2 separate regions of the Homo sapiens genome follow, and region 1 is linked to region 2. The links are chromatin loops, found by intact Hi-C in ENCODE. Cell type or tissue: HCT116. All regions are shown on one strand.

Evidence for each region. Peaks named below come from ENCODE experiments on the same cell type or tissue, not always from the same donor. Only the 100,000 strongest peaks of a DNase experiment are listed, where the experiment ranks them.
Region 1: a loop joins it to region 2, with 8 times the contacts of the local background. A loop is called at or near these places in 55 of 110 quality-filtered maps.

Annotation. Positions count from the first base shown.
Region 1 is chr11:117,222,072-117,230,071 of GRCh38, reverse strand. PCSK7 (proprotein convertase subtilisin/kexin type 7) reads left to right here. Exons shown (of 17, transcript NM_004716.4): 3 at 216-695; 4 at 1,722-1,856; 5 at 2,750-2,915; 6 at 4,051-4,141; 7 at 5,317-5,371; 8 at 5,856-5,994; 9 at 6,764-6,864. The coding sequence starts at 228. Among named protein-coding and RNA genes, the nearest start is that of PCSK7, 6.0 kb to the left of the region's middle. In HCT116, a CTCF peak has its summit at 3,429 (motif pointing right); a DNase peak (open chromatin) is centred at 3,471; H3K4me3 peaks cover 300 bases; H3K27ac peaks cover 678 bases.
Region 2 is chr11:117,102,856-117,110,855 of GRCh38, reverse strand. No RefSeq gene overlaps it. Among named protein-coding and RNA genes, the nearest start is that of SIK3, 8.4 kb to the right of the region's middle. RefSeq lists a silencer at 1,444-1,678. In HCT116, a CTCF peak has its summit at 4,687 (motif pointing right); a DNase peak (open chromatin) is centred at 4,655.

The sequences.
Region 1 (8,000 bases), 120 kb before region 2:
CTGGTGTTAGTGCTGGCCCACACTCCACCTGGGGGCTTATCCCTGTTGGTCAGGGATAAATGTGAACAAAAAGAGAAGATCAAATGTTTCACAATTTAAAAGGCATGGCTTAGGGACTTCCAGGGGGAACACATGGATGGCTCAGCATCTCCCTCTCAGATTCCTGCAGTTACCAGCTCTTTGATCTCTTCCATATCCTTTTTCTTTGTCTGCAGTCCACTGCTCTGATGCCGAAGGGGAGGCAGAAAGTGCCACACTTGGATGCCCCCCTGGGCCTGCCCACCTGCCTCTGGCTGGAATTAGCCGGGCTCTTCTTACTGGTTCCCTGGGTCATGGGCCTGGCAGGGACAGGTGGGCCTGATGGCCAGGGCACAGGGGGGCCGAGCTGGGCTGTGCACCTGGAAAGCCTGGAAGGTGACGGGGAGGAAGAGACTCTGGAGCAGCAGGCGGATGCCTTGGCCCAGGCAGCAGGGCTGGTGAATGCTGGACGCATCGGAGAGCTTCAGGGGCACTACCTCTTTGTCCAGCCTGCTGGGCACAGGCCGGCCCTGGAGGTGGAGGCCATCCGGCAGCAGGTGGAGGCTGTGTTGGCTGGGCATGAAGCTGTGCGCTGGCACTCAGAGCAGAGGCTGCTAAGGCGGGCCAAGCGCAGCGTCCACTTCAACGACCCCAAGTACCCGCAGCAATGGCACCTGGTGAGTCCAGTCCTGCAGTTTGCAGTTTCAGGTGGGTAGGTTCCAGTCCAGTTCTTTAATGGGCTTTTGACTATATCACTCTTCAGTCACCTCCATCCTTTGCCTGAGGGACCATTTCCCGGTTCTGTGGTGTTTCCCTAGGCTCTCCCTCCCTTCTACTGTCTTCTAGAGGCCGGTGTTCTACAGTGCTCAGGGCACAGATGGTGCAGCCAGGCTGCCTGGGCTCATGGTCCAGCTCTGCCACTTACTAGCATGTGCATTTGGGCAAGCTGCTTAAACTCTGTGCCTCAGCTTCTCCATCTGTAAAGTGGAGATTGTAATAGTGCCTACCTCATAGAGTTATGGTTAGGGTAAGTGAATGTATACATGTGTAGCACTTAGAACCATGCCTGACACATGGTAAACACTATGACATAAGTGATACGATACTACCATTGGCATAAGAGGTGTATCATCTGGCCCGGTGCGGTGGCTCACGCCTGTAATCCCAGCACTTTGGGAGGCCGAGATGGGCAGATCACGAGGTCAGGAGATCAAGACCATCCTGGCTAACACAGTGAAACCCTGTCTCTACTAAAAATACAAAAAATTAGCCAGGCGTGGTGGCAGGCGCCTGTAGTCGCAGCTACTCGGAAGCCTGAGGCAGGAGAATGGCGTGAATCCGGGAGGCGGAGCTTGCAGTGAGCCGAGATCCTGCCACTGCACTCCACACTCCAGCCTGGGTGACAGAGCAAGACTCCGTCTCAAAAAAAAAAAAAAAAAAAGAAGTGTATCATCCAACCCTTCACCCTAGCTACCATTTTATCCCGAATCCCCCATGACTGATGACAAACTTTCCTAGAATCCAAGGCTGTGGCAGAGCTCTCACCTGCTCCTCCTTGACTCTGTTCCCACCTGACCTATTGGTCTGCAATCTGTCTGGCTCTTTGGTGGAGGCCAAGGGTGAAAAGGGGCTGCTAGCTATAACTTCATCTCCCTCTGGGCTGTGCTATGTGTCACTGTATTCCCATCCTGTCTCTCTTACAGAATAACCGACGGAGCCCGGGCAGGGACATCAACGTGACGGGTGTGTGGGAACGCAATGTGACTGGGCGAGGGGTGACGGTGGTGGTAGTGGATGACGGAGTGGAACACACCATCCAGGACATTGCACCCAACTATGTGAGTGGCCCTGGAACGACACCCCTCACTCCCCACGTCTTACCTCCTTCTTGATGTTGCCTCAGTCTTGTCCCCTTTTCTAGAGGTCTTTGGGCCAAATAAAAGAGCCTGGGAGGTGGGATGGGGTTCATCCTCTTCTTTTCCCTAGCTAGCCAGTCAAGGCACAGCAGGTGGCTCTAACTCTAAGAACAATCCTGCTCTCAGTTCTAGTCCTTTTCTGAGGAGTAAGGAGTGGCCCCTGCAGGCAACTTCCCTCTTGTTGGAAATCCGAGTGCCTTCCTCTCTCTAAAGCGTGGCCTCTAGGGAGCCCTACCTGCCTTTTTTCCAGGTTTCCCAAGCCGTGGAGCTGTAGGCACATTCGCATAATGGGCAAGAGAAGTTTGCTGGGAGCTGTGGCACTTCTCAGTTTTGCCCCAGTGTCCTTTGCTCATATCTTTTAGCCAGTGTGGTTTGCAGATAGAAATGGGCTTATTGGGTCCGGGCGCGGTGGCTCACGCCTGTAATCCCAGCACTTTGGGAAGCCAAGGCGGGCGGATCAGGAGGTCAGGAGTTTGAGACCAGCCTGGCCAAGATGGTGAAACCCCGTCTCTACTAAAAATACAAAAATTAGCCAAGTGTGGTGGCGCTCACCTATAGTCCCAGCCACTCGGGAGGCTGAGGCAGAAGAATCGCTTGAACCTGGGAGGCAGTTGTTGCAGTGAGCTGAGATTGTGGCACTGCACTCCAGCCTGGGCAACAGAGTGAGACTCCATCTCAAAAACAGAAACGATGAGAAATGAGCTTATCGCCCTAGCTTCGATTCCCAAACTCCCATTTCCTTTCTGTCCCTGAACCCCAGGACCTGATCCCCTCTAACCAGTGAATGACCACATGTCACCTCCAAAATATTTCAGAGCCCTGAGGGTAGCTATGACCTCAACTCTAATGACCCTGACCCCATGCCCCACCCGGATGTGGAGAATGGCAACCACCATGGCACGCGATGTGCAGGAGAGATCGCGGCTGTGCCCAACAACAGCTTCTGTGCCGTGGGCGTGGCCTACGGGAGCCGCATCGCAGGTAACTTGTGCCTCCAGCCTAGCCTTGGTAGGCTGCTCCTGTGACCACAGTCTTCATTTCCTGCACCCCTCCCTACTCTGAAACATCTTTATCCCATAGCCCAGCTGACACACATAGCATAGAGCAAGGGTGAGTTTATAATAGGTGTCTGTAGGACATATCAGCTCATTGATTTTTCAGTGCAGTGGTGTTTCAAACATGTTTTTCTATTTATAGTTCCATAAATTACAAAGTGCCTTCTTGTCGGTTTTTCCTCTATGATCCGATACGTCTATGGTGGCAGCCTTTGCATTTCCCAGCTCCCCAGCTCCCCAGCTCCCAGTCCCACTGATGGTCACGGGCTGCTCTCCATCCTTTTGGGGGAGCTGAGCAGCCCTATTCCTCCCTGGAGGTGGTTCTGTGGTTCTTTCACACTCAACGTCTGTCCATCAAGGCAAAAGGTGAAGGGAATGAATGGGGAAGCCCTCACCATAACTCCTTATGTGCTTGGGAACCTACAGACTGAACAGACTATTCCTCTTATACTCCAGCAGAGGGCAGTAGCTCTCCATAAATGAGACCGGAGGAGCCAGAAACCCTGTCCAAGTCCCTTCTCTGAAAGTGCCACAGCACTGCAGCCTGGGCGACAGAGCCAGACTTTGTCTCTCTCTATATATATATTTTTTTGGTGGGGGGACAAGTAATACGTATACATGGTGTAAAAATGCAAAATGGGCTGGGCGTGGGGGCTATGGGGATCACACCTGTAATCCCAGCACTTTGGGAGGCCAAGGCAGGCAGATCACTTGAGGTCAGGAGTTCGAGACCAGCCTGACCAATATGGTGAAACCCCATCTCTACTAAAAATACAAAAATTAGCCGGGTGTGGTGGCATGCGCCTGTAGTCCCAGCTACTTCGAGGCTGAGGCAAGACAATCGCTTGAACCCAGGAGGTGGAGGCTGCAGTGAGCCGAGATCATGCCACTGCACTCCAGTCTGGGTGACAAGTAAGACTTTATCTCAAAAAAAAAAAAAAGCAAAATGTACAAAGAGCATGTAGGGAAAAATAAGTCTCCCACATATGGCTCCCCACCTCCCAGTTCCCCGGCTAGGAGACCAGCATTAGTGAGGAGCTGCTGTGGCCTTCATTGCCTAGGTATCCGGGTACTGGATGGACCTCTCACAGACAGCATGGAGGCAGTGGCGTTCAACAAGCACTATCAGATCAATGACATCTACAGCTGCAGGTGAGGCAGAGCTGCAGATGAGAGGGCAAGAGCCTGGAGCACCTGGGACAAATCCGCCAACAAAATCCCAACCAGTGGGCTGACTTAGGCCGGAGCAGGGGTCTCCTCATTGGGTTCAGCTAATAAGTCCATTGCCTTCATTTCTCTAGATTCCCAGCCACTGGGCACTCAACCTTAAGCCCCCGTCACCCCCGTAATCAGATTGCCACATGAGAAGCCCTGGCCTGTGCACATTTATTTGTTTTCTAAACTCCTAAGGCCTCTGCAAGAAAGCGGGCTTTCTTCTCCATCCACAGGCCAGCTGAATGCCCAACACCAATCCCCCACCCCACGCCAATGCACTGCACCTTCAGGGCATGGCTGTGCTGGACTGGACAAGAAGGAAATGGGGTTGGGGGCCCACATGGCATTGATGGCACCTGTTCCTCCCCCGACATACCTCCCTTAAATCCATGACATCATCCACAGGGTACACTTCCCGATAGAGACAGAATAGAGAACTCCTCAACCTGAGAACCAAGAGCTTCCACAGAAGTTCATGGGCGCTCTGCCTTCTACCCTACGAGTTGGGCCAGGTGCGGTGGCTCACGCCTGTAATCCCAGCACTTTGGGAGGCTGAGGCATGTGGATTGCTTGAGGTCAGGAGTTCAAGACCTGCCTGACCAACATGGTGAAACCCCATCTCTACTAAAAATACAAAAATTAGCCAGGCTTGGTGGTGGGCACCTGTAATCCCAGCTACTCCAGAGGCTGAGGCAGGAGAATCGCTTGAACCTGGGAGGTGGAGGTGGCAGTGAGCCAAAATCGCGCCATTGCACTTCAGCCTGGGCAACAGAGGAAGACGCCGTTTCAGGAGAAAAAAAAAAAAAAAAAAAGGTCTACATGTCTCTGATCCCTAGATCAGGAGATGAGTGACCTCTGTCCCTCTCTGCCACTATGGGCTATGGGGACATTCACAAGGAAAAGAAGAGCCTTAGCACACTTCTGTTTTCCACTTTGGAGAGGGGATGGACCTTTGAACCCTGTGCCTTTTAATCACGGAAGCCTTTAAGTGGAACCCTTGGGAGGAGTTAAGAGCTGCAGGTCAAAGGGCAGCCAGCTGAGACTGGGAGGCGCTGGGTGGGTAGCCGCAGCCTGGCTCTGGCTGTCCCCTCTAGGTATTTATTTCTCAACAGCTGGGGACCAGATGACGATGGGAAGACAGTGGATGGCCCCCATCAGCTTGGAAAGGTAACTGGCCTGCACAAAGACTCTGAGAAACGGGATGCCCTCTTCATACAGTCCCGGGAGAACTGCTGCAAGTTGACCCATCTTCCCACTCCACCTCCACGCTCAGTCTCCTTTCAGGAAGAGAACACCTAACGTCGGGGCAGGAAGCCTAGGGGACGTTTGTTCCTAGAGAGGGAAATGGAACAGTGCTTTGAGATTGTTTCCCTTTCATCTTATCCTCAGCTCCCATGCCTGGCCCCACCCTGTCCTCTGATAAGCAGAGGGTGTCCATCAGTCATCATTCAACTCACAGCTGCCCCACATCCTGGGTCAACTCACAGCTCCCTCACATGCGGGGTCCATCTTCCAATCTTTCCCCCATGCCCAGTGCCCTTTGAACTTTTTTCCCTTTGTTTCTAGAAGGGGTGGAGAGGGTGACTGATGTGGTAGGCGGAGGTCTTTCTGTGGGTTCCTCAACTGACACCCTGATGTTTTGGCTCCTCAGGCTGCCTTACAACATGGGGTGATTGCTGGTCGCCAGGGCTTTGGGAGCATCTTTGTGGTAGCCAGTGGCAACGGAGGCCAACACAACGACAACTGCAACTACGATGGCTACGCCAACTCCATCTACACCGTCACCATAGGTAGTCACCCAATGTTTCTGTGCTCCTGTGTGTGTGTCACCGAAGGGTTAGGGCATCACACGTCTTGTCCTAGCTTCTGTGTGTGTCTAAATGTGTGAGCACAATAATCTCTTTGGGCTCAGATAGGACTAGCCCTGCTTGCAGAGGACCTTGGGACTTCTTAGATGTCAGCATACCCTGGGAACACCTTCAAGCCATCATCTGGAGATCACCGAGCTGCCTCCACCCCACCACAGCTGGTTAGGCCTCTGCTCTGGCCTGTCTTTCTGTGGGCCACCTTCTGCCTGCTGGAAGCCTCCCCTGACTCCCCACAGGCCTAAATTAAGTGCCCTTTGCCTGTGCTCCCAGTTAGCATGTGTTTATTTACTTACCTGACTTCTACCTGACTCTAGGCTCCTCGAGACTAGGACTGCGGCCTTTTCCATATGGCCCTGATGCCTGGCACGGGTGTGACCCACAGTAGATGGGTAATGAATGTTGAAAACAGTAAGCATGTGAATGAATAAGTGGGTATGAAGGTAGAAGGCTGCCAGTTGTACCCCAGAGCCTACTGAAAGAATGGTATTGCGGCACAGAATGCCCTCTGCCACTTGAGACTGCCTGTTCAGAAGAGGATCAGGACTGCTCTGAGGGACGTGGGCCGCTCAGATCATGTTTCAAACTCAGGACAGCCCCCCAGGATGGTAACTCCAAGATAACTGACATTAGCAAGCCCCTGCCACAGGACCCCCTCTGCATCTCAGCTCTAATCTCCCTCCTCTGTCCCTAGGAGCTGTGGATGAGGAGGGACGCATGCCTTTCTATGCAGAAGAATGTGCCTCCATGCTGGCAGTCACCTTCAGTGGTGGGGACAAGATGCTTCGGAGCATTGTGAGTGCCTCCCGGGCCCTCCACGGCCTGCCCCTTTCCCACAAGACTTCACGTCTCAGACATCACAGCGCTTCTCACTGTTCCCTGCTTCCCCGCCCCAACACTCAGGCTCCTCTTCCCCCACAGAGCTGGATGTCTTAAGGCATGCCACCCTTGGAGTAGTAGACTCGGGGACTCTGAATACATCTTGGGAATGCTTTTATCTTAGAAATTTGGATTTAGGACGAATATACATATTTTTAGAAACTAAGTGTCACATGGGGCCAAACATGGTGGCTCACTCCTGTAATCCCAGCACTTTGGGAGGCCAAGGCGGATGGATCACTTGAGGTCAGGAGTTCAAGACCAGCCTGGCCAACATGGTGAAACCCTGTCTCTACTAAAAATACAAAAATTAGCCTGGTGTGGTGGCGGGCATCTGTAATCCCAGCTACTTGGGAGGCTGAGGCAGGAGAATCGCTTGAAACAAGGAGGCGGAGGTTACAGTGAGCCAAGATTGCACCACTGTACTCCAGCCTGGGTGACAGAACAAGACTCCTTCTCAAAAAAAAAAAAGAAACTAAGTGTCACATGGATTAAACAACTTTTTCACACTCAAGGAAATGCACAAACAACTTCTTTGCAGTGTCTTCCTTTGGTAAAATTTGGGCTTTTGCTAATTTCTGTGGACTTAAAAAAAACTCCTAATTCCATTGCCCTTCAGCTCTTAGGTAAATACTGTGAGTTCTGGTCATGTGCATCTTCAGGAGGAAAGCTAGTCTGGTTGTCGTTTTTATGGGATGAGTGGGAAGAGGAGTGGGGGAATGTCTCATGTCAACACCAGAGAGAGCTCTTTCTCTGGAGCTATAATTGGAGCCATAGCAAATGAAATTCGAGCAGGGTCATGGAGCTTCTCTAACCTGTGGAACCCATTTAAAGAATTTGAAGACGATCGCCTACACCCAGCTGGGCTTAGCGCCATCCCAGCAGGTTTAAGGCAGGCCTCTAGACCATCTTCCTAGAGCTCCCTGCCTGTCCCTGTTGCCCGCAACCATATAGTGTGGGCATAGGAGGCTCTAGGCAGGAGCTGGGCTGGAGCCAGGTGGTATCAAATTTCTCCAGTGGCTGAGTCGGGAGATCTCTCTGGGGCCATTGGG
Region 2 (8,000 bases):
CAGCTTGCAGGGAGGTGTGGATGGAGAGGTACTAGCGGGAACCGGGGCTGCCTGCCGTACTTGTGGGCCAGCTTGAGTTCTGGTGGGCGTGGGCTTGGTGGGCCCGCACTCAGAGCAGCCGGCCGGCGCCTCCCGCCCCGGGCAGTGAGGGGCTTAGCACTCGGGCCAGCAGCGGAGGAGGGTGCGCCAGGTCCCCCAGCAGTGCCGGCCCGCCGGCGCTGCACTTCAATTCTCCCCGGGCCTCAGCTGCCTCCCTGTGGGGCAAGGCTCGGTCTGCAGCTGCAGCTGCAGTCTGCGATGCCTGAGCCTCCCCGTCGCCGCCGTGTGCTCCTGGGCAGCCCCAGCCTCCCCCGACGAGTGCCGCCCCCTGCTCCGCAGCGCCTGGTCCCATGGACCGCCCAAGGGCTGAGGAGTGGGGGCACAGGGCGCAGGACTGGTGGGCAGCTCCCCCTGCGGATGCAGTGGAGTATCCACTAGGTGAAGCCAGCTGGGTTCCTGCGTCTATTGGGGACTTGGAGAACCTTTATGTCTAGCCAAGGGATTGTAAATACACCAATCGGGACTCTGTATTTAGCTCAAGGTTTGTAAGTGCACCAATCAGCACCCTGTGTCTAGCTCAAGGTTTGTAAATGCACCAATCTGCACTCTGTGTCTAGCTGATCTGGTGGGGACTTGGAGAACCTTTATGTCTAGCTAAGGGATTGTGAATACACAAATCGGCACCTGTCAAAACGGACCAATCAGCTCTCTGTAAAACAGACCAATCGGCTCTCTGTAAAATGGACCAATCAGGGTAGGGGGGGTGCGGTGGGGCAGATAAGAGAATAAAAGCAGGCTGCCGGAATAGGCAGTGGCAATCCGTTTGGGTAGTCTTCCTTGCTGTGGAGGTTTTGTTTTTTCACTCTCTGTAGTAAATCTTGTTGCTGATCACTTTTTGGGTGCATGCTGGCTTTATGAGCTGTAACGCTCACTGCGAAGGTCTGCAGCTTCACTCCTGAAGCCAGCGAGACCAGGAATCCACCGGGAGGAACGAATAAGTCCAGGCGTGCTGCCTTAAGAGCTGTAACACTCATGGCAAAGGCCTGCAGCTTCACTCCTGAAGCCAGCGAGACCGTCAACCCACCAGAAGGAAGAAACTCTGGACACGCCGCCTTTAAGAACTGTGACACTCACCGCGAGGGTCTGCGGCTTCATTCTTGAAGTCAGTGAGACCAAGAATCCACCAATTCCGAACACATTATTACCCTTCGTCATCATGTCCTGCCCACTCATTTTTTTTTTTAAGAGATGGTGTCTCTGAGTAGGCAAAGTGGCTTACTCCTGTAATCTTAGCATTTTGGGAGGCCGAGGTTGGAGGTTTGCCTGAGCTCAGTAATTCCAGATCAGCCTGGGCAATATGGTGAAACCCCATGTCTACTAAAACACGAAAAATTACCCAGGCGTGGTGGTGCACACCTTGTAGCCTCAGCTATGCAGGAGGCTGAGGTGGGAGAATCACTTGAACTCAAGAGGTGAAGGTTGCAGTGAGCCAAGATTGTGCCCTTGCACGCGAGCCTGCCTGGCAGAGCAAGACTCCATCTCAAAAAAAAAAAAAAAAAGATGGTGTCTAGCTCTGTTATCCAGGCTAAAGCACAGCACAGTGGCTATTAAGAGGTGTGATCATAGCGTACTGCAGCGCTGATCTCCTGAGCTCAAGCAATCCTCCTGTGTCAGCCTGCCAAGTAGCTGGGACTATAGTTGGCACTACTCTCCCGGCTCCTGCCCTTATTTTTAACTTAAAAACTAAATGGGGCCAGGCGTGGTGGCTCATGCCTGTAATCCCAGCACTTTGGAAGGCCAAGGTGGGCGGATCACTTTAGTTCTGGAGTTTAAGGCCAGCCCCACCAACATGGCAAAACTCTATCTGCTAAAAATACTACAAAACAATTAGGCAGGCATGGTGGCACATGCCTGTAATCCCAGCTACTCAGGAGGCTGAGACGCTAGAATCACTTGAACTCAGAGGCAGAGGTTGCAGTGAGCTGAGATTGTGCCACTGCACTCCAACCTGGATGACAGAGTGACACTGTCTCAAAACATAAATAAAATAATAAATTTAGAACATTTTAGTTTTATTTTGGAAAACAATTAAAAGTCATATATGAGTGTTTCATTTCTTTTTTTTTGAAGCAGAGTTTCGCTCTTATCGCCCAGGCTGGAGTGCAATGGCGCGATCTTTGCTTACTGCAACTTCTGTCTCCCAGGTTCAAGCGATTCTCCTGCCTCAGCCTCCCGAGTAGTTGGGATTATAGGTGCCTGCCATCATCCCTGGATAATTTTTGTACTTTTAGTAGAGGTGGGATTTCACCACGTTGACCAAGCTGGTCTTGAACTCCTGACCTCAGGTGATCCATCTGTCTTGACCTCCCAAAGTGCTGGAATTTCAGGTGTGAGCCACCAAACCCGGCTGAGTGTTTCACTGTGTAAAAGCAGATTATTGCACAATACCTACAAATGGTATACATATAATTTGTTGTTTTTTACATATATTATATTAAATAAATTTTAGGGGAAAAAATGCCACCAGGATTGGATCTTTCCCACAGAGCTCATATAGACTTCTCACAAAGCACTTGCATTATGCAGAAAGTTTGGGAGTGCACACAATTTGTTAAGCAGATTGTTACATAGCAATTATATAAGTGTTTTAGTATTTTTCATGTACATGCTTTAAATTTTATTTAAAAAGGCACTGTCATCATTTTTTTTAACAGACCACAGACACTAGTATATTCTAATATTTGGAAAGACAACTGGCTTTGGAGATCAGCAGCCTTGGAATTACATCTCAGCTTCACCACTTACTGGCTGTAGGAGCCAATCATCAGATAGATAAAGTAAGTTGACCATCTATAAAGTGGGGATAACAACTACGTTATGAAATTTGAGAGTAAGAATGTTTTCATTGGACATGCAGAGTTGCATCACAAACACAAATATATCCACATTCCACAGATTGAACTATGCATGTTTAGTAAACCAAATCGAAACATTTAAACCACAACTTTCTTTTAACTCTGAAGTTAATCCATTTTCACAGCCCTAATTCTATTCTCAATCATTCCTAATCTTTTGAAAGTGATTTGGAAACCAGTATGTTATTGTTTACCTACTTTTGGAATTTAGAGGGAGGATGTACGAGGCTCTAATCTAGGTCCCTTTACATATTTATAAGTTAATTCTCCTAACGACCTCATTAGGTAGGAGTGATTTTCCAGAGAAGATAACAGACCTGGCTCTTAAATGTGCCAAGTGAATGAAATTATTTTTTAAATAAAAATAAATGGAAATAACTTCATCCTTAGTTTTTTTTCTTAAGCAGAGTTTCCCTCTTGTTGCCCAGGCTGGAGTGCAATGGTGCAATCTCGGCTCACTGCAACCTCCACCTCCCCGGTTCAAGCAATTCTCCTGCCTCAGCCTCTCCAGTAGCTGGAATTACAGGCACGCATCACCACGCCTGGCTAATTTTTTGTATTTTTACTAGAGATGGGGTTTCACCATGTTGGCCAGGCTGGTCTTGAATTCCTGACCTCAGGTGATCCACCTGCCTCAGCCTCCCGAAGTGCTGGGATTACAAATGTGAGCCACCACACCCAACCAAAAGACAAATTTTTTTTTAAGACAAGTGTGGTGGTATATGCCTACAGTCCCAGCTACTCAGGAGGCTGAGGTGGGAAGATAGCTTGAGCCTAGGAGTTGGAGGCTTCAGGGAGTTATGATTGCACCACTGCACTCCAGCCTGGGCAACAGAGCAAGACTCCGTCTCAAAAAAAAAAAAAAAAAAAGGCAGGCGTGGTGGCTCTAGCCTGTAATCCTAGCACTTTGGGAGGCCAAGGCGGGTGGATCATTTGAGGTCAGGAGTTTGAGACCAGCCTGACTAACATGGTGAAAACCACACCTGTCTCTACTAAAAATACAAAAATTAGCTGGGTGTGGTGGTGCACACCTGTGATCCCAGCTACTTGGGAGGCTGAGGCAGGAGAATCACTTGAACTCCGGAGGTGGAGGGTGCAGTGAACTGAGATCATGTCACTGCACTCCAGCCTGGGTGATAGAGCCAGATTCCGTCTCAAAACATACACACACAAACACACACAGCATGGACTGCTACTTAAGCCTAAAACACAATTGTAAGCCTACCCCACTGTACTTTCTTTTTTTTTTTTTTTTGAGGCGGAGTCTCACTCTTTCGCCCAGGCTGGAGTGCAGTGGTGCCATCTCGGCTCACTGCAGCCTCTGCCTCCCGGGTTCAAGCTATTCTCCTGCCTCAGCCTCCTGAGTAGCTGGGATTACAGGCGTGTGCCACCCCGCCTGGCTAATTTTTATATTTTTAGTACAGACGGGTTTCACCATGTTGGTCAGGCTGATCTCAAACTCCGGACCTTGTGATCAGCTCTCCTCGGCCTCCCAAAGTGCTGGGTTTACAGGCGTGAGCCACCGCGCCTGGCCCCCACTGTACTTTGTATTTGGCCATAAAGAAATCTAGCTTCCTGAAGCCAGCTTCCATTCGGATTCCAGCTTTCTGGCTCCTATACGGGTTTGTGGTTTTCAATGGCCTACAGTTTAAATAGAAAGGACTAGAAAGCCTTCCTTAGCAGAAAAGAAAAGGGAGTATTCGTTACGCATCATGTAGTTTAGGACTTCAACCAGAAGGTGTCTCTGCAGCCAAGGGATAGGAATCTGGCCTCAAGAAGTAGAAGACTGGATTTTCTAGTTTGAGAAAAATTGTGGCAGAAATGAAGCAAACAAAGGTAAGTCAGCTACCTACAGAAACCAATCCCAATAGTATAAATTGTTCTTAGCCAACAGCTGAAAAGGCTGGTAGAAAACTTAAGCAAAACCCACTTTTTTTTTTTTTTTTTTTGAGACAGGGTTTCACTTTGCTGCCCAGGCTGGAGTGCAGTGGTGTGATCACGGCTCACAGCAGCTTTGACCTCCTGGACTCAAGTGATTCTCCCACCTTAGCCTCCCAAGTAGCTGGGCCACAGGCATGCACCACCATGCCTGGCTATTTTTTTTTTTTTACTTATTTTTGAGATGGAGTCTTGCTCTGTTGCCCAGGCTGGAGTGCAGTGGGGTGGCGTGATCTCGGCTCACTGCAAACTCCACCTCCCGGGTTCAAGCAATTCTCCTGCCTCAGCCTCCCGAGTAGCTGGGATTACAGGCGCCCACCACCACTCCTGGCTAATTTTTTGTATTTTTAGTAGAGACGGGGTTTCACCGTGTTAGCCAGGATGGTCTCATCTCCTGACCTCGTGATCCGCCCGCCGTGGCCTCCCAAAGTGCTGGGATTACAGGTGTGAGCCACCGCGCCCAGCCTCCTGGCTAATTTTTTTTTTTTTTTTGAGACGGAGTCTCGCTCTGTCCCCCAGGCTGGAGTGCAGTGGCACGATCTTGGCTCACTGCAAGCTCCACCTCCCGGCTTCAGGCCATTCTCCTGCCTCAGCCTCCCGCGTAGCTGGGATACAGGCGCTGGCTGCCACGCCCGGCTAATTTTTTTGTAGTTTTAGTAGAGATGGGGTTTCACCGTGTTAGCCAGGATGATCTTGATCTCCTGACCTCGTGATCCGCCCGCCTCAGCCTCCCAAGTGCTGAGATTACAGGCGTGAACCACCGTGCCCAGCCCCTCCTGGCTAATTTTTAATTTTTTTTGTAGAGATGGGGGTTTTGCTATGTTGCCCAGGCTGGTCTTGAACTCCTGGGCTCATGCCGTCGTCTCACCTCAGTCTCACAGAGTGTTGGGATTACAGGAGTGAGCCACTGTGCCTGGCTCAAAACCGACCCTTAATGCAAGGAAGCTGCTTTAAAAGCAGAGCATCTGTCCTGTCACCTGAAACACACCAGGCTGTGTGAAGGTGAGCTTTGAAAACTGAGAGGCAGTTCCCAAGGCAGGTGCTGCAGAAGAGACGGCTCTTCCGTGAGAATAGATGTGAAGATGAAGGGAAAGAAGAAAAATGCAGTTTTGTAAGTGCAGAGCTAGGGAAATAAGGAAAACTTTCACCCTAGGTAGACCTTTGAAGTATGCCTTCATTTTCGGTGAAACATGGTGACTTTCTAGAATCTAGGTACACTTTGATATTCAAGGGAAAGAAAAGGATCCAAATATGTCAATATCTTAATCAATATTTGTTGAATATCATATTTTTTACTTAGGAGAAATAAGTAAATTATAAGACAAAAATTAGTAGTATAAATATTAGAGAGTTGATTACAGGGTAACAAGGGATCCTCCACCTTAAGGAACACACTTTTATTAAAAATGTTGTCCTGGCCAGGTGTGGTGGCTCACGCCTGTAATCCCAGCACTTTAGGAGGCCGAGGTGGGTGGATCACCTGAGGTCGGGAGTTCCAGACCAGCCTGGCCAATATGGTGAAACTCTGTCTCCACTAAAAATACAAAAATTAACTGGGCGTGGTGACGGGTGCCTATAATCCCAGCTACTTGGGACTTGGGAGGCTGAGGCAGGAGAATTGCTTGAACCAAGGATGTGCAGGTTGCAGTGAGCCGAGACTGCACCGCTATACTCCAGTCTGGGTGACAGAGCGTGACTCCATCTCAAAAAAAAAAAAAAAAAGTTGTCCTAGATGATTTTTTTTCTTTACTAAATGTATTTTGCCATTGATTTTTCTTATAAAACCAAAGGTATATTTGCCCAAGGAAGACATTGATCCCAAATGATAATACAGTCACATCTAAGGTTGAAGAAGACCTTTTGAAAATTATACTTGGCCAGTTCAGTGGCTCACACCTGTAATCGCAACACTTTGGGAAGCTGAGGCAGAAGGATTGTTTGAGACCAATAATTTGAGACTGGCCTGGGCAACATGGCAAGACCCTGTCTGTATAAAAACATTAAAAGATTAGCCAGGGCCGGGCGCGGTGGCTCACGCCTGTAATCCCAGCACTTTGGGAGGCCGAGACGGGCGGATCACGAGGTCAGGAGATCGAGACCATCTTGGCTAACACGGTGAAACCCCGTTTCTACTAAAAATACAAAAAATTAGCCGGGCGTAGTGGCGGGCGCCTGTAGTCCCAGCTACTTGGGAGGCTGAGGCAGGAGAATGGCGTGAACCCGGGAGGCGGAGCTTGCAGTGAGCCGAGATCGCGCCACCGCACTCCAACCTGGGAGACACAGTGAGACTCCGTCTCAAAAAAAAAAAAAAAAAAAGATTAGCCAGGCATGGTGGTGTATACATGTAGTCCCAGCTACTCGGGAGGCTGAGGCAGGAGGATCACTTGAGCCCAAGAAGTTGAGGCTGCAGTGACCTATGATAGCGCCACTGCACTCCAGCCTGAAGATGTTTTGGATTATTCAAAGGATAATTAATAATAATCTAAAAATGTTTCAACCATATCCTAGAACATATGCAAAGTAATAAGGGCAATTTTTATGTTTTGCATCACAGCTTGAATGGCTACATTAAAAAGAACAATGTGGGCAGACTGAACAGAAAGTCGTTGACTGAAAGCTTACTTAGCTTCCCTTATACAACCTACCTGAGATATTTTCTAGCAGGAGACTAAGTAGTTATCCTTGGCTGCTCAGACCTGCTTCGGATGCCCTGGGGAAATTGGGATGTGACCAGGTGGATCTGAGAAAGACGAGGAAAAAGGCAAAAGCCACACAGCTGAGGTGGTGATGCAGAACACAGTCTTTTTATTATTATTATTATTATTTGTGACAGAGTCTTGCTCGGTCACCCAGGCTGGAGTGCAGTGGTATGATCTCAGCTCACTGCAACCTCTGCCTCCCAGGTTTAAGCCATTCTTCTGCCTCAGCCTCCTGAGTAGCTGGGACTACAGGTGCCCACCACCATGCCTGGCTAATTTTTGTATTTTTAGTAGAGGCGGCGTTTCACTGAGTTGGGCAGGCTGGTCTTGAACTCCTGACCTCAAATGATCCACCCACTTCGGCCTCCCAAAGTGCTAGGATTACAGGTATGAGCCACCATGTCCATCT